3 separate regions of the Homo sapiens genome follow, and regions 1 and 2 are each linked to region 3. Evidence: chromatin loops called from intact Hi-C (ENCODE). Cell type or tissue: heart right ventricle. All regions are shown on one strand. Links, peaks and the distances in the headings refer to the core of each region. The heading gives the core; the rest is flanking DNA.

Region 1 (7,461 bases), core at 2,739-5,238, 390 kb before region 3:
CTAATTTTTTAAGCTGGTCTGGATCTTTTTGCTTTCTGATTCTGTTAATATATTTCCTTTTCTAAATAATTTACCAAGAAGGCTGAGAGGATATCCTGGGGGAGGGACGACAGCAGCTTGGCCTAAGGGCGGTAGGAATGTAAACAGAAAGACAAGGATGGATTCAGGCTGTATTTGGAGGGCAGACTGATGGGTTGGAGGTAGTAAGGGAAAGAGAGAAATTGAGCATAATTCCTGGGTTTGGGGTCTGAGCAACAGGACCAATATATTGCCACTAATTGAAATGGGGAAGACTGGGTAGGGGGCATATTTGCAAGGAAAAATTATTTCACTCATTGGGATAATAGTAATTTTTGTTTTTTCCCCTATTTTCTTTATTTCCAAGTTATTAACACTAATATCTTGGGGCAAGAAAATGAAGGTTGTGAAGGTGAGTTCTGATTATTGAATTCAGAACAAGATGTGAAGGATGAGGCAGAAGCGGCTCCGGACATGTAGAAGGGTGCAGACATTTGCTTTCTAAACCAGGCTGTAAAAACCAGTTCTGTATTCCTTGCAAAAGCAGAGACTCAGAGGTGATCCTATTGAGTTACACAAATTTCTGATGGGAATAGAAATAAAAGATGTTCCCAGTCTCTTTCAGCTTTTATCAAATACAAGAACCAGAGGGCATAATCCAAGCTAAGGAAGGATTGAGCCCTGAGGAGTTGCAGAGGAGTGTGTTAACCAGAAGCAGTTCATCCTTGGCATATACTTATAGGAGGGAGCAATAAAATAGCATAAATGCTTTTGAAATAGATTTTATATTTAGAAAACAGAAAGTTGGGACATAGGTATCATTTTTATTGCCAGGTTCTAGCCCTTGGTTTGCTGTAGGACCTTTGCCAAGAAATTTTCCTTGTAATCACAGAATCCTGGTGTACTAAAGGGAAGGGGCTTTACAGATCCATCTTGTGCTGCAGGGTTTTTAATCAGGGGAGCACACTGGAATCATATGGGGGATTTTTCTCTAATACTATTTTTTTCTTTTTTGAGATGGAGTCTTGCTCTGTCACTGAGGCTGGAGTGCAGTGGTGTGATCCCAGCTTACTGCAACCTCTGCCTCCTGGGTTCAAGTGATTCTCCGCCTTAGCCTCCCCAGTAGCTGAGACTACAGGCACACCACCACGTCCAGCTAATTTTTGCATTTTTAGTAGAGACAGGGTTTCACCGTGTTGGCCAGGCTAGTCTCAAACTCCTGACTTCAAGTGATTGGCCCGCCTTGGCCTCCCAAAGTGCTGGGATTACAGGTGTGAGCCACCATGTCTGTCCTCTAACACTATTTAGACCAGGATTTTGCTACCTTAGATCTTGCTGTTGGGTTGAGCATATTATTTTGAAGAGTTTCCCAAGTCACTTGATGCATATTACCCATCAAAGATCCCTGATCTGGTGTAACCACCTCATTATAGAGATGAAGAAACCAAGACTTGGAGAGATTAAGAGGCTTGACCAGTGGCTCACAGAGAAGTAGAGCAATCACCCTGTGAGTCATCTTCCTCTGCAGAGAAAATGTGATAAAATGACACTATTTTATTTCTTTATGCCATCTTTCAGCAACTAAACATGAAACAATTAACAACTAACTAGATCTAGTAATGTGTAGCTCTGAAAACAGAGTCGAGTGAAAAAGTGAGAAATTGAATGAGATTTATATAAATTAAACAACACAGAGTTTTGCATTTTACAAACCTACATACATATTTAAGGGTCTGTGTCAAACACATTAGACTGGGTGTCTGTTGGAAGAGAAGGGTATGGGAGAAGCTTCTGGGGATAAAAAATTAATACCCAAGAGAGGGGGTCATCTTAACTGATAAGTATGTTCTATGAATTGAGGTTTGAGATTTTTTAATTCTCTGAACTCAAAGTATTAGAAAAAAAATCTATAACCAAGAAACGAATGGATAAGCAAAATGTGGTATATACATATAATGGAATATTATTCAGCCATAAAAAGGAATAAAATTCTGATACATGCTACAACATGGATGAACTTTGAAGACAGTACACTAAGTGAAGTAAGCCAGATGCAGGAAGGTAAATATTATGTGATTCCACTTATATGAAATATCTAGAATAGGAAATTTATAGAGATAGAAAATAGATTAGAGGTTTCTAGGGGCTGAGAGAATGTGCAAAGGGCAGCTATGGTTAAAGAGTTAATGGTTAGAGGCCGGGCATGGTGGCTCACGCCTGTAATTCCAGCACTTTGGAAGGCTGAGGCAGGTGGATCACATAAGGTAAGGGGTTCAAGACCAGCTGGGCCAACATGGTGAAACCCTGTCTCTACTAAAAATATAAAAATTAGCTAGGCGTGTTGGTGAGCACCTGTAATTTCAGCTACTAGGGAGGCTGAGGTAAGAGAATCACTTGAACCCAGGAGGCAAAGGTTGCAGTGAGCTGAGATCGCTCCATTGCACTCCAGCCTGGGTGACAAGAGCAAAACACTGTCTCAAAAAAAAAATATATAATAATTTAATGGTTACAGAGTTTCTATTTGAAGTCATGAAATGGTTTTGGAAATAGATAATGGTTATGGTTGTACAATATTTTGAATGTAACTAATACCACTGAATTGTACACTTAAAATATTTAAATTGGCAAAATTTATGACATATATTTGTCCACAATTTAAAAAATGATGTAATACACAAAATCCACTGAATTTTATACTTCAAATGGGTGAATTGTATGATATGTGAATTATATCCCAATATAGCTGCTAAAAATGTGCAAACATGATTTTCTTTGGCTTTATGTTCTTCTGTGGAAAAATGGAAGAACTTAAGAGGAAGGGAAATAACATTTACTCAGCTAAGCACTGTGATAGGTGCAAGAGCTACATTCCCTTCTCTACAGTACTGTAGCTTGAATGTTCAGGGTAAGCTTCTGTGTTGGACATTTCTGGCAGCTTGACATTTTTCTGGCAATGCAAAGATTTGATAAGGTTTGAGAACTGGGAATTTGTCATATAAATAGTAGCTATTAAGTACTTCAAGTTTGTGTCTACTTGGCACAGGACACGGTTGTCCATGCTATTTGAAAAAAAGAAGTGTGAACAGGCCTGCAATCCTTCCATTTTAGCTTTTGGCAGACAGTGACTTTGGCATGAGAAGAGTGTACGGTATGTAATAAGATTTAAGTTGTTTGCCACAGGGCATTTGAAAAATGCAGTTGGGCAGGAACAGATGCTTGAAGAGTTATTAATTATGCTGAAATTTTCAGAGGTCCCCCAAATTTCTTTTAGCCATTTCCTCCTCTCAGTCCTGAAAGTAAGTTGAGAAGTAAGTTTAATACTGTTAATTTTTCAGACCTCTACTCTCTGGAGAATAAGGCGGATAGTTGATAACTTTTTTTTTAATTGGCAAGAGAAGTTTAAGTGAGCTCTTTCAGTCTTGAAAATAAGTTTTGATTTTTATAGGTTGAGATCAGTTCCTACTTCATTTAAACTCTTTTCATCCAGTCTTAATTATATCCATGTATCTCACAGAGGCTCATCCTCTAGTCTTATGGAATTATCATTCCAGCCAAAAGTGTGGGTGGGAACTGCCATTTCCAGTGACTGACAAAAGAGCATTTATTCTATTGCCTTGCCCAGTGAAAAGCTAGTGGCCTAGCCACTACTGGTCATTTGCATGCATAGTGGACCATTTCATTAAGAATTTCATTAAGATGGTAATGTTTAATGTTTCCTGGGAAAAATGAGCTTTTGGCTTATTCAATTATATAATTAAAGCCAGAGAATTAGGGGAGATTGCAAACTGCTTGCATAATGTGGGCAAGTATAATGATAAAACTTGTAAATAAGTTCAAAAGAGTCAAGCTCTGCATGAATCCTGAAGCTGAATCATATAAGGAGGGTGTGTATGTGGAAAATGTGAGCTGAAAAGTGCACCAGAGTTTAATCCTGGTGTCTACCCGCTGAGCTCCTTGATCTCTGAGTCTTTGCTGGGAGATGGATAGTAGAACAGAGTCAGGGCTGGGGACTGATTGGTTGGGTTCCAGAAAGTTCCAGGAGCACACTTTAGTTTCTCTATAGGTAGTAACTTTCTATATAGAACTGAAATAACAATGGCATAGGTATACAGGATTTCTTAACTGGTGGCCAGGTTTCTCTAATGGTGTTTTCCTTTCCTTGCCTCTGAGGTGACATCATCCTTACCCTCTTCCTGAATTTCTTCTAGCCTACAAAACAGGATGTTCTGCCATTTCGAAAGTACTAAGAAAGCTGTTTCTGCCCTTTCTTTCAATTTTTTACCTACTTTTCTCTAAGGAAGGTAAAGTCATAAAATGGTTTAGTGAGGTGGAGCTAACTTTCCTGAAGGATTGAGGAGGTGTGGAAAAATTCAATATTGCACATAATATGTATGATTCATATGTGAATATTGGACTTTCCTTTTCTTTAAAAATATTCCCTAAGCCATGTGTGCCCTCAGTGGTTCCAGCCTTCCCCTTTTCTTCACCTCCACTCTTCCAACCATGGAAAGCATGCCTTTCACTTTATTGTGCAGAACAATTAGGTCCTCCCTAGCTCCTACATCCTAACTTGGCTCTGAGGTTTTTTTGTTTTTGTTTTTGTTTTGTATAACCAAAGGCCCACGAACTATGCTTTTTCTCTCTTCCCCATGATTCCTGTAAGGTCTATGTCAAGAAGAGAGGTTGTTACTGTCTGTGTGTTTGGCCTGCATTGATGTGCTTGAGACCTAGGGAATCTAACACATGAGAAAGAACCAAGGGAAATGTGTTCTATGCTCTTCTCTGATCTTCTGGTAACTTTCAAAAGCCAAATACCAGTAGGTTACTCACTTTTTGCAAAATATATGTTTTCGCCAGTTCCAAGACCCCATTTAAAATAATCAGAGAGCTTTAGGGTTCTGGGGTAACAAAAAGGACATCCAGTGATCTTACTTTCTGCATCTTAGCTTTTACTGACTTTTGTAAACCTAGGACGTGTCACAGGAGCCAAAACGAAGACAGTCTCAAGCCCAGCTTAGAGAATCAGTGAGACCACTGTTTAAGTCCTGGTTCTCCACTGCTTAGCTGTGTTTCATCTAAGTTCCCTCATGTGTAAACATGGACATGATAGTTTCTACCTCCTGAGGTTCTTGAGAGGATTAAATGAGATACTATTTGTAAAGCACATAGCAGAGCAATTGATCTTTCAACAAATGGGTTCCTAGTATTACATTTCTTAATAAGCCTTATATAAAAGAGACAAGAACATCTCTTCCCACTACGCCATTTCTCCATACCCTCCTGGTTTTAACCTCCTCCAATTACCAGAATAACAAGGGAGTAGCTGGCCTGCTATGGGATCTTTGCCTCTAATGCAGAGGTGTTCACCTTCTTGTGTCTTTTTTGGGAGCTCTTGGCCTTCAGGTTGATGGTGATGTAAGGGGCTATTAGTTGGAGCCTGCCTTTTCTAATAGGAGTCTTCCTATTAGAAGACAGACACATTCAAAAGTTATGTACATTCTACAGGTGTGCTAAAGGAAAGAGGAAAGTAAGTCTAAGACAAGAGGCATGCAGGTATAATCAGTAAATTTTTTGAAATGGGTAAGCACGAATAGTATGACAGAGGCTATAGCTACTTAATTAAAGAAGCTGTTTCACAGAGGCTGAAGCAGAAATATTGCTTGAGCCCAGAAGTTCAAGGCTGTAGTGTGCCATGATGATGCCTGTGAATGGCTACTGAACTCCAGCCTGGGCCACATAGAAAGATCCCATCTCTTAAAATAATTAAAAAATTAAAAAGAAGCTGTTTTAGTTCAGTTGCTTACTTCTAGAGAATCATGGGAAGCATTAGTACAGAATAAAATAGCTTTAATTACATGTAAAGTTTTCAAGATGGGCTAAACTTGGATTCTTTACCATCTTTCTCTCTTATGTCCGGTCTTCTGCCTGGGGGGTGGGTAGAGGTGGTATTTAAAGGAATACTTTGATGACAACATTAAAAGTTGACACTCAAAGAGGACAGTGATACTTTTACCTCTTTTTCTTATAATACATAAGCTGCAATTAATAACTGAATCTAGATGATTACTGGGTTGGTACTAAAGTATTTGAGTGAATTCAGTGAAGGCTATCAAAAAATTGAATGGTAAAGTTAGAGATTTTATCAATTAAAGGAATGATTAATATTTTAGATTGAATAGGAAAAAAAGGTTCTCATGAACAATACCAAAATCTAGTACCAGGCCTTTACTGGGGCTAAAAATACTTGTTTGAAACTGTGCCGTGTACATACTGACACTGAGTTGGCAGCATTGTGTAATGCAGTGTGTTCATGTTCTTGCTACACTGTGGCTTTGGCTATTTTAGGGTGATCTTTCTTTGTAGAACCTAAGAGAGCATAGGAATTCAAATTGTTTGTTAACTTGTTGCTTTCCCAGGCCTTTCTAAAACAACAATGATGGTGATAAAGGATGCTTAAAGCCTTGTAAATTCCCATCCCAATCATGTGTTCTATCAAGATGTCACCTGTTAGACTCCATGTGTCAATTAGCCAAAAAATGTTAAGAAAATTCTTACATCCCAGTTCTGTTTCTGTCTAAAGGCAGATTTTGGATTTCAGGTATGTAGGCTCCTACTTTGTGCCTAGAATTGGGCTGAATGCTGCTCAGGTAATAATTCAGGTGTGGGGTGAAGCTACAGTAGGCAATGATGATGGCAGAGAGAAGGAAGAACAATGAATTTGAGAAAGTGAGGTAAGAAGTGACAGAATTTGGAGCTGAAGGCTATCATCCTTAGCTAACTAACACAGGAACAGAAAACCAAATACTGCATGTTCTCATGGATAAATGGGAGCTAAATGATGAGAACTCTTGAACACAAAGATGGGAACAACAGACGCTGGAACCTACTTGAAGGCGGAGGGTGGAAGGAGGGAGAAGATCAGAAAAAATAACTACTGGGCTGTGCACGGTGGCTCACGCCTGTAATCCCAGCACTTTGGGAGGCTGAGGCAGGCCAATCCCTTGAGGTCAGGAGTTTGAGACCAGTCTGGTCAACATGGTGAAATCCCATCTCTACTAAAAATACAAAAATTAGCCGGGTATGGTGACGCATGCCTGTAATCCCAGCTACTTGAGAGGCTGAGGCACAAGAATCACTTGAACCAGGGAGGCAGAAGTTGCAGTGAGCTGAGATCGCACCATTGCACTCCAGCCTGGGAAACAGAGAGAAACTGTCTCAACAAAAAAAAAAAAGAAAGAAAAAAAGAAAAAAAAGAAAAAAAAAACTATTGGGTACTAGGCTTAGTGATGAAATAATCTGTACAACAACCCCAATGACATGAGCTTACCTATAAAACAAACCTGCACATGTACCCCGAACCTAAAATAAAAGTTAAAAAAAGTGACAGAATTTGATTAAAAAAAATTGGTGTAATTTATTAGAGCCCCATAATGATATTTTTTT
Region 2 (7,461 bases), core at 1,852-4,351, 290 kb before region 3:
TCTAATAGATATTTGCCTTTGATTCTAAAGTACAATAAAATAATGAAGACATTTGCTAACCTTCTGTATACCTCGTGGAATTTCTGAAGATGCTGAGAATTTGATAATAGGTAGTACAACTAAACAAATAACCCCCTAAACATAAATAGTGCCCAAAATTATTTTAAGGCAATAGCCCATTCAAATGATGTAAAATATGGAGTTTAATAATAATAAACATTTCAATAATATGATAATAAATGTGACCAACATTTTTAAGTGCTTATTCTGTGCCAGGCACTGTGTGTGTGTATGTGTGTGTGTGTGTGTGTTTGTGTGTGTTTTCATGCACACATGCTCCTTGGTGTGTATATGCACACACAAACACTTAAAAATAGCATTATTGGGGTATAATTACATATAATCTCTACTCACTGCACATGTATAATTTAATGATTTTAGTAAATTTATAAAGTTCTACAGGCATTGTCACAATCCAGTTTGAGAACATTTTCATCACCCCAGAATGTTTCCTTGTGCTTTTTGCTGTCAATCCCATTCCTATTCCCACTCCCAGCCCTAGACTGCTTAATTCTCTGTCTTTGTGCATTTGCCTTTTCTGGACATTGCAAATAAATGGAACCATACGATGTGTAATCTTTTGAGTCTGACTTCTTTCACATAGCAGAATGTTTTTGAGATTCATCCATATTGTACCATATATCCATAGTTCATTTATTTTTATTGCCAATAGTATTTCATTATATGGATATACAACATTTTCTTTGCCCATTCACCAGTTGATGGTCATTTGAATTGTTTCTAGTTTTGGATTATTATGAACAACACTGCTGTAATATTTCCTTATATGTCTTTGTATACACACAGAATTTTAGTTGTCCCAATTATCCTGTGGCTAGTACCATTACAATGTATTTTTCTCCAGAGAATAAAAAAATTTATAACTTGCCCAAGGTGATTGTATTAGTCCATTTTCATACTGCTATAAGAAGTATCCAAGACTGGGTAATTTATAAAGGAAAGATGTTTAATTGACTCACGGTTCCACATGGCTAGTGAGGCCTTAGAAAACTTAAAATCATGACAGATGGGGAATAGGTACGTCTTACATGGGGCAGGCAAGAGAGAGTACATGCAGGAAAAGCTACCATTTATAAAACCGTCAGATCTCATGAGAATTCTCTCACTCACAAGAACAGCATGGGGGAAACTGCCCCCATAATCCAACCACTTCCTTTCCTCCACATGTGGGGATTACAGGTCCCTCCCTTGACATGTGGGGATTAGAATTTGAGATGAGATTTGGCTGGGGATACAGAGCCAAACCATATCAGTGATAAATGCAACAGGAGTAATATTTTGAAAAAATATAGCATATGCTTTCTTTTTTTGCACTTGTGTATGCTTTACTGAATCCCCAAATTAGCCCCAAGTCATTCATCTACTTCAGTTTTAGGAAAATGATAGCAGACATGCAAAAATTTAAAACAGGTAATCAGCTTCTGACATTTAAAATAAGATTTAGGCTTCACAGTAAAATTGAAGCCAGGCTTTAGAAGGAAGAATGTAAGAAGAGAGAAAGAGAAGAGGATAGGAAATCTATTTATTTTATAGTATTTTTAGTATATCTAGAAGAAAACCTGCATGATTTAGATCATAGTTTCTTCCATAGTGTAGAGAAGAAACCTCTTCCATGTGTTGGCTAGGCTACAAGGCTTGCTGCCCCAAGTTGGAGGAGGATATACAAAATCTGATGAGAAAGCAGAAGCCTGATCCTTCAGGCCAGGGTGTTTGTGGGAAGAAGAGGAGAGTCAGCGGTGGGACTGTGGGTCCTGATCTCCCTACTGTGGATATTGGGCTGCAGCAAATGGGGATGATGGAATTAATTAAAGGAGTGACAATGTCAAGTTGGTTTGGATTCAAGGAACATTTAGGGCTCTGGGCAGAATTTACCTCTAGGCTGCCCTGCTCCAAACTGGAGTGGGGACAGTTTATCAAAGGACCCCTGGCCATCCCACATGATTAGGCAGAGAGAAGGTCAAGGTTTAGCTTTTCTAAATTGCCTTCAGTGTACTTGTGGCATGGAGGGAAGTGCCTGTGTGCTCCAGAGAGTGGATCCTGGAGGAGTTGGTCTGAGGAACACCAGCACTGCCTTACAGATAATGTGGGTGACTGTTTCTGAGACCAAGACTCAGCAGCTTTAGCAAGGGCTATGGCAAGACCAAATCAGCTGGAGAACCTATCCAGGCTATCATCGCAACCAGACTTTGGGGTGTGTTAGGCACTAATTTCAGCAACAGCATAACACCAGGAAGAGAACCAGTAACAGCCATGAGGTCCCCAACCAATTGGCTCATAACCAATGAGGAGCAGGAGATTAGGGGTTTTCCTGCCCCAGGGCTCGCACTAGAGTGAAGCAAGTGAGCACTAAGGTCACCAGATTTAAAGAGGGGCTCACTCTCAGGATTGTGCGAGTTCTTCCCAAATTCTGCATCTTACACACCTCACTTGCTGCATCCTAGTCTCAGCCCTGGTTACAACACTGCCAGGTTACATAAGTCCACCTCCCACATTTCTGGTCTTGGAGAGGAGCAGGGAAGCGGGTGGAAATCTATGACCGAACATTTATATTTAAAGTGAGTGAGTCTTACCTAAGGAATTTAAAATTACTGTGTCAGTTCAGGTTTGCTGAAGTGGACTCCATCTAGGTTTTATTGTTTGTTTGTTTGCCCATTTCCCGTTGCCCAGGAAGTGAGTGCTTCTGTCAAAGAGCAGGTCTGTTAGGGAGATAAATAGAGAAACACCATTTCCTTGGCACCTGGGAGAGCAATGTGAGTGAATTTGTGACCTATTTACATCCCAGTAGTGAGTCATGGGGCTGGGATTTGAAACCAAATTTGCATGACTCTGGAGCCCACTCTTTTCACTGCTGTCCTTTGGAGATAATAATAATAAGGATAATAGCTAACACGTTCTGAGAGCTCATTATGTGCCAGGCACTGTTCTAAGTGCTTCCTGTGGATTAACCCATTGAATCTTCATAATACCACATTGGTAGGTGCTAGTCTCATTTTACAGGAGAGGAAACTGAGATGCGAAGACATACAGTGACTTCCCCAAGGTCACACAGCACGAAAATGGTAGTGAGCCAGGTGCTCTGGCTGCAGAGCCCATGCTCAGAGCCACTTCAGCATGAGGGCAGTTGACTGAGATGATGCCATCTTACACAGAGCACTTTTCACTTTTCCAAGAGCTTTCACAGCATGGTCTTATTTTATCCTCATGATAGGCTTAGCAGTTAAATGAGGCAGGAGGTAAAATTGCCATTTTACGTATGAGGAAACAGTGATGCCAACAGCAGCTGAGGAACAGTGTGGGGGCTTGTACATGCCAGGGACACTGGGGACGAGTGTCAAGTGTGTGGAGGAATGTAGGGAGATAGCATAGAGCACTTTGAATGTCACGTCAAGGAGTTTGGCCTGGAAAGTTAAATACAGATTAGAGACTGAAAAGAAAAGATATTGAAGACGTACTTGAAGTTGACAATGTGTTTAAAAATTACTTCTCAATAGGGCTCTGTCTGGATCCTAAAAAAGAAAATTAAGAAGCTGCTGAATGTGTCAGCTTTCTTTTAAGTCCCATAAGCGTATTCTTCTTGTCATCAATTCTCATTAAAGGTTGGTTGAACCCAAAGAAGATGTCAGTTTTTCTAATTACTAAAGATATTTAAGGAATAATCTCCATCTTATGCTGTTAGATGAAGCAAATAAGTAGCAGTGGAGATTGATTAATGACCAAAGCAAACCTGAGGCAATCAATCACAAAAGTCATTTATTCCGAAGTATTTAATGGAGAAATGTTTTCCAAAAATGTGGCATGTGAGGTGGTTTTAGGTAATATCCAAAGTGAAATTTTTAATAGCTATAATTTTTATGTTATTATTAGAGGAATATTGGTTTTCTATTTATGGGAATTATATACTTAAATTTAAGCTTAAATGTCAAGTTGATTTAAAGGGAATAATATATAGGTGGTATATGAATATAGAAAAAACACAAAGATGGTATGCAAATGCTAAAATTTGGAGAATGCTGTATTAATGGAACAAAGACCAACTCATTACAAAACAACTCAAAGGTGAAGATAAAATATTTTACTCCCTTCCTATCCCCACTCCCAACTCTTTTTTAGAGTTTATATATATCATGCACCGTGCCAGATATTTTTCTGGCATCAACTCACTTTGTTTTACAACAGCCTGTCAGTTGCCACCTGAGAATTGTTCTCTCCTTATTCCTCAGTAGAAGAATGCTGATTGTATTGGGGTGGCAATAGCTCCCAGCGAAAAGACTATATTTCCAGGCTGCTTGGCAACAAGGCATACTGTGGGACTATATTCTGGTGCAGGAGCTGTTAGGTGGGAGTGTTGTGTGTAACTTCTAAGACTGGCTGTTTAAGTGATGCTAACTCATCTGGGAGAAGTACCCATTTGTCCTTTCCTTTTCCTCCTTCCTGCTGCCTGGAATGTCTTTGTGATGGCTGGAATTCCTGTAGCCATCTTGGACTATGAGGTAACTTTGAAGATGGAAACCAAGTGCTTGTATGATGGAGCAGAAAGAGAGAAGCAGCAAGAGGCCCTGATATTCATGTGAAGCTGGACCTTCCCTGGACTGTGTACCTCATATCTCTTTTACCTGGGATAGAAACAAATTTCTATCTTTTAAAACTTCCATTATTTGAGGTTTTTAGTTAAAGCAGCCAAGCTGAATACTGTTGATCCAAGATGAAATATCAATTTATAAAGCTTTTGATGTAAGTAACTAAACAAAACTTATGGAAGCTTCAACATAGGTACGTATTTTTCCCACATGAAACAGTGCAGAAGTATGTGGCTGTTTAATGATGTCATCCAGAGCCCAAGTTCTCTCAACCTTCTGTTCTTTGACCCTTAGAATATTGGCCTTAATCCTAATGCTTGACAACTCATGGCTGCAAGATGGCTGCTACAGCTCTAGGCATTATGTCCACAGAGCAAGCAAGAAGGATGAGGAAGCACCAAAGTTCTGCTCCTCACAGGCTTTGTCTTTTTATGTGGGAAGAGAATTCCTCCTGAGCCTAGTTCCCTTAATATCTCATACAGAACTGCATCTCCTATGTCTGTGGTGGGATCCACCTTCTTGAAATCAATGGGTCTCTGTTAACCACTGAAATACACTGGGATTCTGTTACTAGGAAAGAAGGAAGTGGGGAGAGGCTGTGGATAGGCCACAGACAGTGAGGAAAGCAAGGCTTACAAATGCTGCGACATGCCAATATTACATAGCCAGTTTGTGGAAAACTAGATTTTGAATGAAGCTTGAACTTCCAAACCTGGGGTCTTAATTGCTATGACAAACTCTCAGGAAGTTTTCAGACACCTTTACTTTCCTTTCTTCAAATTTTGTTTTTAGAATCTCTGTCAGAGATTTTCTATGGGAAGTCCTAGGTTTCACAGCATGTGGAATTGAGAGACAAGAAAGATCCCTTCCAACTTAAGCTTCTAGAGCAGCTCTGTCTAATAGAACTTTTGAAATGGAAATGTTCTATGCTGTGCTAATACAGTAACCACTACCCACATGTGGCGATTTAGGACCTGAAATATGGCAATTGTGACTGAGGAATGGAATTTTTAATTTCATCTAATTTTAATTTAAATAGCCACATGTGGCTAGTAGCCACTGTATTGAACAGCACAGTTCCAAAGCTTCAAATTATTTGTTCTCAAAATTCTAAGATTCAACCTAAATGCTAAGAATCAACAAAATTCCACCGCCAAAACAGAACTTTTTGTTTTCAAGAAGTAATGGCCCACTGCTGCTTTGTATGAGATGGTGTTAAAGGCCAGCAGACATAATAGTTTTATGAAGGAAGTTCAGTGTGGATATAATCATGTTATAAATAAATATTGGTACATAGAATCTGCCTGCTAAAAATACTGATTTATGGAACTTCAAGTTTGCTTACAGCAAATCAAGCTTGTATTTCTGAAGTGTCAGGAGGACAGCTCTTTGGCCCAAGAAGAAAAAACCTACAGCAAGCAGAGCTAGAGAGTGGGGGCATGGGTTAGCAGGGGAAAGCAGTGAGTCTCCTATTAGTTCTGAGGCAGAGCTGGTGGTATTATTATTGCTACAAAAGCCTATAATGACTTTCCCCTGAGCCAATAGTAAGTTCAGATCTTGTTTTCTAGGACCCAGTTAGTTTAAATGCTGTATTGTGTGTGTGTGTATACACATACACACACACACACACTTTTTTTGATTTATTATTTTTTAATTCTGTATATTATGATGTTTTGAGATCTGTATGATTATATCCCCCAAAAATTCATATTTTGGAATCCTAACCCCATTAGTTATTGAGGGTGGAGCCCTCATAAATGGCATTAGTGTACGATATAGTTTGGATATTTGTCCCTGCCCAAATCTCTTGTTGATTTGTAATCCCCAGAGCTAGAGGTGGGGCCTGGTGGGAGGTGTTTGAGTCATGGGGGCGAATCCCTCAAGGCTTGGTGCTGTCTTCATGATAGTGAGTTTCTGCAAGATCTGGTCTTTTAAAAGTGTGTGGCACCTCCCTTCAATTCTCTTTCTTGCTCCTGATTTTGCCATGTGACATGCCTGCTCCCACTTCACCTTCTGTCATGAGTAAAAGCTTCCCAGAGCCCTCCCCAGAATCAGATGCTGGTGCCATGCTTCCTGTACAGCCCGCAGAGCTGTGAGCCAATTAAACCTCTTTTCTTATAAATTACCCAGCCTCAGGTATTTCTTTATAGCAATGCAAGAATGGCCTAAGACAGTGTCCTTATAAAAGAGGCCCAAGAGAGACCATTTGCCCCTTCCACCATGTGAGGTTATGGTGAGAAAACCAGCTTTCTGTGAAGCAGAAGATGAGCCCTCACTAGACACTGTATCTGCCTGTTCCTTGATCTTTGACTTCCCAGCCTCCAGAACTGTGAGAAATAAGTTTCTGTTGTTTATAAGTGTTTTGGTTTATGGTATGTTATAGCAGACTGAATGGACTAAGACAGCATCTTAGAAAAACTTTTCTGGCTCAGGAGTGACTAAACCCTCCAGGGACTTCTCAGAGATAGCAAGTGTTCAGCCAGGAGCGTGCCTTTGATAGGCAAACTAACCAATCCAGAGCCACCCCTCCTGTCTCTGGCCTGTACACCCAGGAGACAATACTCCTCTGCCGTAATCATCCCAGAAACAAGTACCAGCCAACTAGGACCCCATCTCCACTATCATTTAGAACCTGCTAAAATTATTCAGACTCACCAAATGCTAAACTATTTGCCTTGTCTTGTCTTTCCCATGGAAACCCCGACAAAAGCTCTGGTCTAGTGCCTTTCCCTTGATCCTGTCTCCTGCCTCCTGACCCTCCTGATGTCTTTCCATTGTGGTCCTGGGTGACATGCCATGCTTC
Region 3 (7,461 bases), core at 2,627-5,126:
CACCTCATGATGTATTGAATTCCAGTGGTAAAGGAGAGGGAGAAATGAAAGCTAATCTGGGTAACGGTGTTAGAAATATAAAGGCCAGCATATAGGCTCAAAGAGAAGAAGTCATAGTTCACAAAAAGTGGAATATAAATAAATGACACAATGCAGCTACAAAAAAAAACACGAATTCATTCTTCAATAGGCAGCAACGTAGAGCAGTCACAGGTGCTAGTTGTTTAACTGTCCAGTGAATGAGTCAAACTCCATTTGCAGAATTGCCCTCAATTCTGGGAAGTCCAAGAGAGACATGGACAACCTAGAATATTTTCAGAAGATGTCAGCAAAGGTGGAAAGAAGTCTAGAAACCATGTCGATTACTTCTCAGCCTTTTGGCTAAGATCAAGCATAGAAACCATGTCATATAGAATATAATTGAAGGATCTAGGCATATTTAGCAGAAAGTAGAAAATAATAAGAAATGATATGATAAACATCTTTAAATACTTCAAGTGTTCTAAGCAGACAAAAACATAAACTTTCACAAACGATTCTTAGCTCATTAGTCCAGGCCCCTGTCCTTGCCTACCTTGACTTCTGCATCAAGCTTTTCTCTGGTCTCTCTGATTTCCATCTTGCCATTCACAATCAGGTTTCTACAAATGCAGATGTGAGCTTCTAAAGTTGCAAATCAGATCACAACACTTCTTTTAAAATATTCTCTAAATTTCTCATTGGTCTTAGAATAAAATCCACTTTCCTCACCATGTCCTATAGTGATCCTCAGCTCTATCAAAGTCAATAGCTTCATTTTATGAACAAATATTTTCATTTACCCACTTTACTCTCATAATGAACTTTACAGATAATATAACCTATCTGATCACGAATTCAAATATAGAAATAATGTCCTAGTTTTGTATAATGCAGAATAGAAGGAAAGTGATTTATAATAATGCAATATATATTCAGCATGTACATATATAGGCATAATTACACTAGAAGTCGTGAGTAGATAAATACTTGCATCTATAGGTAAAGTCATGAGGAACATGTGAGCAACAAATGCAGATTGATACAGGTGTGTTTGTGTTTTGATTAGTAACTCAGACACCTCAAGCAGCATTGCTATGGTGACATTATATCCCAAAATGTTTTTGGTAATGTTCAGAACAAAACTATGTTTACTCTTCCCTCAGTTTATAAGGTATTTGTGTTTTTGGAAGAGTTGGGGACTAATATATCTTTAGTTTAAAAAATGCTCTGATTTAAAATGAAGTTAGATTTTAGGATCGGATAACTATTAGCTGGCGTTTTATCTAAATAAGTGTTTAGTGGGACATTAGAAAGTCATATAAGACGAATCACAACTCTGATGTGTAGACTTTCCTGTGTGCTACAGGAACCCTTGTAGTCCTGTTTTGTGTTTTCTGAATGCCAGGAAGGAGTTTCTGTTGTTGTCACTGACAAACAAAAAAAAACCCACTCTGAAAGAGTCCCAGAAATGCCCATAGGTATGGCTACCCTGACGGCTCTCAGGGAGAACCTCTGGCCTACAATATCTGGCTCCTGACTTCTTTCTTCTCTAGTTGTAACTCCTACCATCCTTTCCTCACAAGCTGCAAACTCACTGCCTCCTTCTCACTTTCTTAAAAGAGTGAGTAGTTTACTTTTCTTTTTCTATACTTTGAACTGCCGTGTCTCCAAATCTTTGCCTGGTTTGGTTTTCTTGTTATTCACACCTCAGCTCAGATGTCACCTCCTGAGAGAAGCACTCCTAGACTACCTTGGCTCAAGGTAGCATCCTTGTCCACATCACTGTTTCTTTACCCTATTATACTTTCTTTGCAGCATATTTGATAGCACCTAATACTATTTGGAAAAAAGTTTTAAAATTTATTTACATGCTCAATATTATTCCTTTCTGTCATTAGAATATAAGTCCCAGGAGGTCAGGAAATCTTGTCTGCTACCAGATACATTCTAAGTGCCAATGTCTAGCACACAGAAGGTGCTTACTAAATAGATTTTTTGAATCAACTATTTGACTCCTCCCTTGTACCTTTCAAGATAACACCTACATTCTTTAGCATGGCACTTGAATCTCTCAATATCTTTCCCAGCATATATTTCTCTCTCGTTTTCTCCTTTCACTCACCACTTCTCTCCTTCTACTATAGTCTCTCAAATATGACATGTCATTTAACGTTTCATTTCTTTGCATGTTGTGTTTTCTCTGCCTGAAATTCAGATGAGATAAAACTCCCTCGATTTCTCTCTTCCTCCCATCCTGTAGAAGATTACATACTCCTTTCTCTGGAACGGCCTTGTGACTGTGCTTATCCAAGGGGATTGCCTTTGTTGATGTGTACATCTCTCTGTGCTATAGTTTGAGTATGGTTTGTTTGACATCTCAAAATATCACATTGAAATTTGATCCCCAGTATTGAAGTTGGAGCCTAATGGGAGGTGTTTTGGTCATGTAGGTGGATCCCCCATGAATGGCTTGGTAACATCCTCATAGTAATGAGTGAGTTCCATCTCTGTTAGTTCCTAAAAAACCTGGTTATTAAAAAGAGCGTAGCACCTCCTCCCTCTCTCTCTTTCATTCCCTTTCTCACTGCACACACTGGCTTGCCTTCCACTATGAATAGAAGCAGCCTGAGGCCCTCATCAGAAGCAGATGCTGGTGCAATGTTTCTTATACAGCCTGCAGAACTGTGAGTCAAATAAACCTATTTTCTTTATAGATTACCCAGCCCCAGGTATTCCTTTATATCAACACAGATGGACTAAGACACTCTCCAACTGGACCTTGAGCATTTTGATAGCATAGCCCCCTTCTTAATCATCTCTATATGCCCAGTGCTGAGTATGATGACTGATGTGGAATAAGTTACAGAATTCAATTTTCACTATGTTACAGTTGAATTATTATCTCAGATAGTTGAGTACATTTGAGATCTCAATTTTGTTATCCATTTCAGTTGAATATTTTTCACAGTATGATATCAACTGTAAATTTGGTAAGTATGCCTAAGTGACACAGACTTCAATGGGCACATAAAAGTATATGAATCCCTTGGATTTGCAATGAATGACAAAATGATTTCTAGATTGTTTTTGTGGTTACTAATAATATTTCTTGAGGGTGGTATGCTAGGCACATTTCTAAGCATTTTTCTCATTGAATCCTTCAGCAATTCGGTGTTTAGATTTACTGATGTTTTTCAGACTGAGTGAACGTCACAAGGTCACAGCTGTTAAGTAGAAGATAATTAACCTTGATGTATCTGATCCCAGAGCCTAGGTTACTAACCATTATGCCAAGTCTTTTCAATGCCATTTTATATATCTGCATTTATTAGACCCAACTATCCTTGAATCTGGCCAAAATAGAGTTAATGGAGATGTTTTAAAGTTAATCCTATTTTCTCAGGATAAACAGGATTTTAATCCCTCCCCCCCCCAAACAAAAAATATTCTTCTGTTAATAATTGCTTTTTCTCCCCTTTTCTCTCTGTCAGGGAAGGTCAGTTTATTATGGGTCATTGTGGATGCAACAAAATTAATGACAATTGATATTCGTCCTCTGCTTCTCATATTAGTGGCTCTGTATCAGCATCCACTCCCCATGCAGTGGGCATGCCCCCCTCCATCACTGTTTTCCCATCAGCTGAGGTTTTGCCTTAGCCAGTGAACTTTTAATCACTCTGAATAGCTAATCACCATAATTCCTCACTGGCAAAAGCTGCAAGTTCATCATGTGAATGGACCCAGTGTCCTTGTTAATCACAGTAATCGCTCACCACTCATGAGCTGTGAAAAGTAGTGACAAGTATCCTCATCACACTTGGTTGCTCACAATCTGAGGGAGGCTGATAGGAGTCTCATGATTCACCCAACACAGGCTGTGGGGCTAGCAATGGAATGCCTGCCAGAACTGCAAGTTTCAGATCTCTGTTTATAATTATTATTTTCCCAAGTTGGCAAATGCTCATATCTTCATCCCCGCAGTTACTGATGCTAAAGTTTCCATAGCAGGATTCCCTTGCAGACCTCTCCTTCCTTTGTGTCAAATGACCCATCTTGACTGGCATCCAGCCTCCTGAGATTCCTGGCCAGGACATGAACTTTTGGTGCAAAATTAACTAAGGGTATTTGTCTTATACTGGAATTGTTTTAATAGCAGTAAACCAGAAACCGATCCATCTGGTTTAATTATAGAAGGATTTATCCATGGGTATATCTTTTCCCCAAGGCCTAGAAATTTCACCACTCTTCAAGAGGGACATGAACTGGACTTGAAGGGCCACTAGCTGTCAAGGCAGTTATTCTGTTAATCCTGTTTCCCATGCCTTCTGTATAGACTCCTCTGGATCTCTATGTGTTCTACTATTTCATTTTTCTATCTTGTTTTGCTTTGTTATCACCTCTTTCAGCTTTGTTTTGGAACACAGACCATAAATGGCTTTCCCAAAAGGGCAGTCTTGGTGTACATGTCCTGAGCAGTCCAGGGTTTTCTGCTAACAGAATATACTTTCTGATTTCTAGTTCCACATTCTCATCCCACAGCTCTTCAAACTGTTCTATTACGAACTCCACACTGTAACTTCTCCCAGATTTGCATGTCAAGGTATCAGCAGACTAAAGGGCTTCATTTTCATCAAAATTAATTTTCTTAAAACAGCTATTTTAAGGTGTCAAAAATAAACATTTCTGCTATTATTATACCATTTCAAAAAGTCTTTTAAAATTGTCTGAATGGGCCAAAGACCATCACAGACTCTTCACCCAAAAATATATACAAATAACAAATAACATATGAAAAGATGCTTTACATCATATGTTAGCAGGAAAATGCAAATTAAAACAACAAGATACTGCTACACACTTATTAGAATGGCCAATATGTGGGACACTGACAACACCAAATGCTGGCAAGGCTATGGAGCAACAGGATCTCTTATATATTGCTGATAGAAAAGTGTTACAGCCACATTGGAAGACATTTTGTCAGTCTCTTATGAAACTAAACATACTCTTATACAATCTGCCAATTGACCTCCTCTATATTTACCCAAGAGTTGAAAGCTTATGTCCACACAAAACTTATGTCTTACACATAGATACTTTTAGCAGCTTTATTCATAATTACCAAAACCCAGAAGCAGCTAAAATGTCCTTCAGTAGGTGAATGGATAAATTAACTGTGGTATATCCAGACAATAGAGTATTACTCCGGGCTAAAAAGAAATGAGCTATCAAGCCATGAAAAGATAAGAAGGAAACTTTAAAGGGTCTTACTAAATGAAATAAGCCAACCTGAAAATATTACATACTGTATGATTGCAGCTATATGACTTTCTTTAAAAGGCAAAACTATGCAGAGAGTAAAAAGGTCAGTGATTGCAAGGGTTAAGTAGGGAGAGAATAGAAGATTTTAAAAATAGTGACAATATTCTGTATGACACTGTAGTGATGGCTACATGTCATTGTATAGTTGTCCAAACTCATAGAATGCACAACACAGAGTGAACCCTAATGTAAACTATGGACTTTGAATGATATTGATGTGTCAGTATAATAATGGCTCACAAATGTACCATTCTGGTGGTGGATGTAGATAATGGGGGAGGCTATGCTTGTGCTAGGGCAGATGTTATATGGGAAATATCTGCCCCTTCTTATTAATTTTGCTGTGTACCTAAAACTGCTCTGCCAAAAAAAGGCTGAAAAACCTAAAAAAAAAAGTGTCACAAGCTCATTATTTTCTTTTTCTTTTTTTTATTTTATTATTGTTATACTTTAAGTTTTAGGGTACATGTACACAATGTGCAGGTTAGTTACATATGTATACATTATTTTCATCCAGAATAGTTGCCTTGGATATTTTTGAAAGTCATCCCTCTTTCTGCATGTTCCTTTCTTTATCACTTCTCCTCTCTCCCTGTCTTAGAGAGAGAGAGAGAGAGAGACAGAGAGACAGAGAGACAGAGAGAAAGAGAGAAAGAAAGAACATATATGCACATGAGTGAATGAGAGAATCCAGATCCCTAAGAGAAATCAAAGCCCTGGGATACTGGAGTGGATTTTTTTCCCTTTACTTAAAACATTGGTTTCTCACCTCACCCCCGCTTTTGAGAACTCCGTCCCCGATTTTCCTTTGTATAACTGTCTCTTCCCCATTGTTCATATTCTTGATGGAGCTGTCAATCAAGTTGCCCTAGCCAAGAGATCAGTAAGAGAACCAAATAAGGCCAACTCATTTCCCATTTTGAGGACTCCAAATATTATAGAGTTCAGTGATGCCAGGATGAAAAGATGATTGGAGCTGATTCTTTGTAGTGTTGTCACCTTAATTGTTGATTAGTTCCTGCTGCTTGGATCTCTGCTTCTTTTTTTCCCCTAAGATTGGCTCTTTAGAGGTTTTTTAAGTTTTCAAATGATCCTATGTCCTACCACTAAAGCTGCGTTGCTTCAGTTAGCCAGAGCCAGTTTTACTGCTTGCAAACAAAACAAAGAAACACACAATTGATCTGGCTACTACGCTACAGAAAGTCTTGGTTGCACAGATTTTATGTTGCTTGATCCTATAAGCGCAGCTTCTCTGTTATGTTCCCGATGGGATGCTCAGAATTCAAGGGCAGGATACAGTGGCTTAGTGCCCTATTTATTTTAGGTAGAATTGACAGAATAGGTCACAGTGAAATTATAGCCCTATATGGTCATGGTTCTACAAACTTTGGGCTGGGTTCTGGAGATATATCTCCTAAGTTAAGTTTAATTAGCAACTACTCAATATCAATCTGCCTTTGGATATCTGGAGCATGAATCTCACAGCTTGGATTCTTCTCCGGTTTTGGTTCATTAGCAAAGATTCTGAGTTATCTGTGGTATAAAGTTCAGAAGTGTATAAGGTAAGAAGAGAGCTTTGAATCAGTTTGGTAGCTGAGGGACACAGACAGGAAAATCTAGCTTGAAAAACAATGTAGTCCCCATCATCCCTGGGTGACTTCCTAGGGCCCTCCAAGGAAACCCCATTTTGTTCTCTCCCTCTTTCCCCTACTCTTCCCCTCTCCTCTTCTCCCTTAATCCTTCTTCGTCAAGTTTTCAACTCTCCTCTCCTTCTCTTGCACATAGGTTGTACAACTATTTTCTACCCTCTTTATCTTTCTAGCTAATATTAAGCAGCATCTCTTTCTGTCAGGTGATTCTAAGCAAGGCTTTAGAATCAGACAGGATAGATATTTTATTTCACCTATGCCACTTGCTAGCTGTGTGACCAAGGGCAAGCTCCTCCCTCAGACCCAGTTTTCTCATATTCCAAATAGAAGGAATAAAGGTGTTCATGTGAGGTTTACAAGGAAAACACTTGATGTCATAACTAGCCCATGGTGGGTAACTAAAGATTGGTAAGCTTTGTCTATTCGATTTAATTTATAACTTCTATTATTATTGTTATTTTCCTACTGT

What was found. Peaks named below come from ENCODE experiments on the same cell type or tissue, not always from the same donor. Only the 100,000 strongest peaks of a DNase experiment are listed, where the experiment ranks them.
Region 1: it touches region 3 in a loop (7-fold over the local background); 4 of 110 quality-filtered maps call a loop at or near these places.
Region 2: it touches region 3 in a loop (25-fold over the local background); 15 of 110 quality-filtered maps call a loop at or near these places.

What each region holds. Positions count from the first base shown.
Region 1 is chr5:155,088,332-155,095,792 of GRCh38, forward strand. No RefSeq gene overlaps it. Among named protein-coding and RNA genes, the nearest start is that of KIF4B, 78 kb to the left of the region's middle. In heart right ventricle, for the core only: no CTCF peak of the experiment used is centred there; no DNase peak of the experiment used is centred there; H3K27ac peaks cover 2,500 bases.
Region 2 is chr5:155,190,524-155,197,984 of GRCh38, forward strand. No RefSeq gene overlaps it. Among named protein-coding and RNA genes, the nearest start is that of KIF4B, 180 kb to the left of the region's middle. In heart right ventricle, for the core only: no CTCF peak of the experiment used is centred there; DNase peaks (open chromatin) are centred at 2,649, 3,178 and 3,268; H3K27ac peaks cover 2,500 bases.
Region 3 is chr5:155,477,082-155,484,542 of GRCh38, forward strand. No RefSeq gene overlaps it. Among named protein-coding and RNA genes, the nearest start is that of KIF4B, 470 kb to the left of the region's middle. In heart right ventricle, for the core only: no CTCF peak of the experiment used is centred there; a DNase peak (open chromatin) is centred at 3,790; H3K27ac peaks cover 2,500 bases.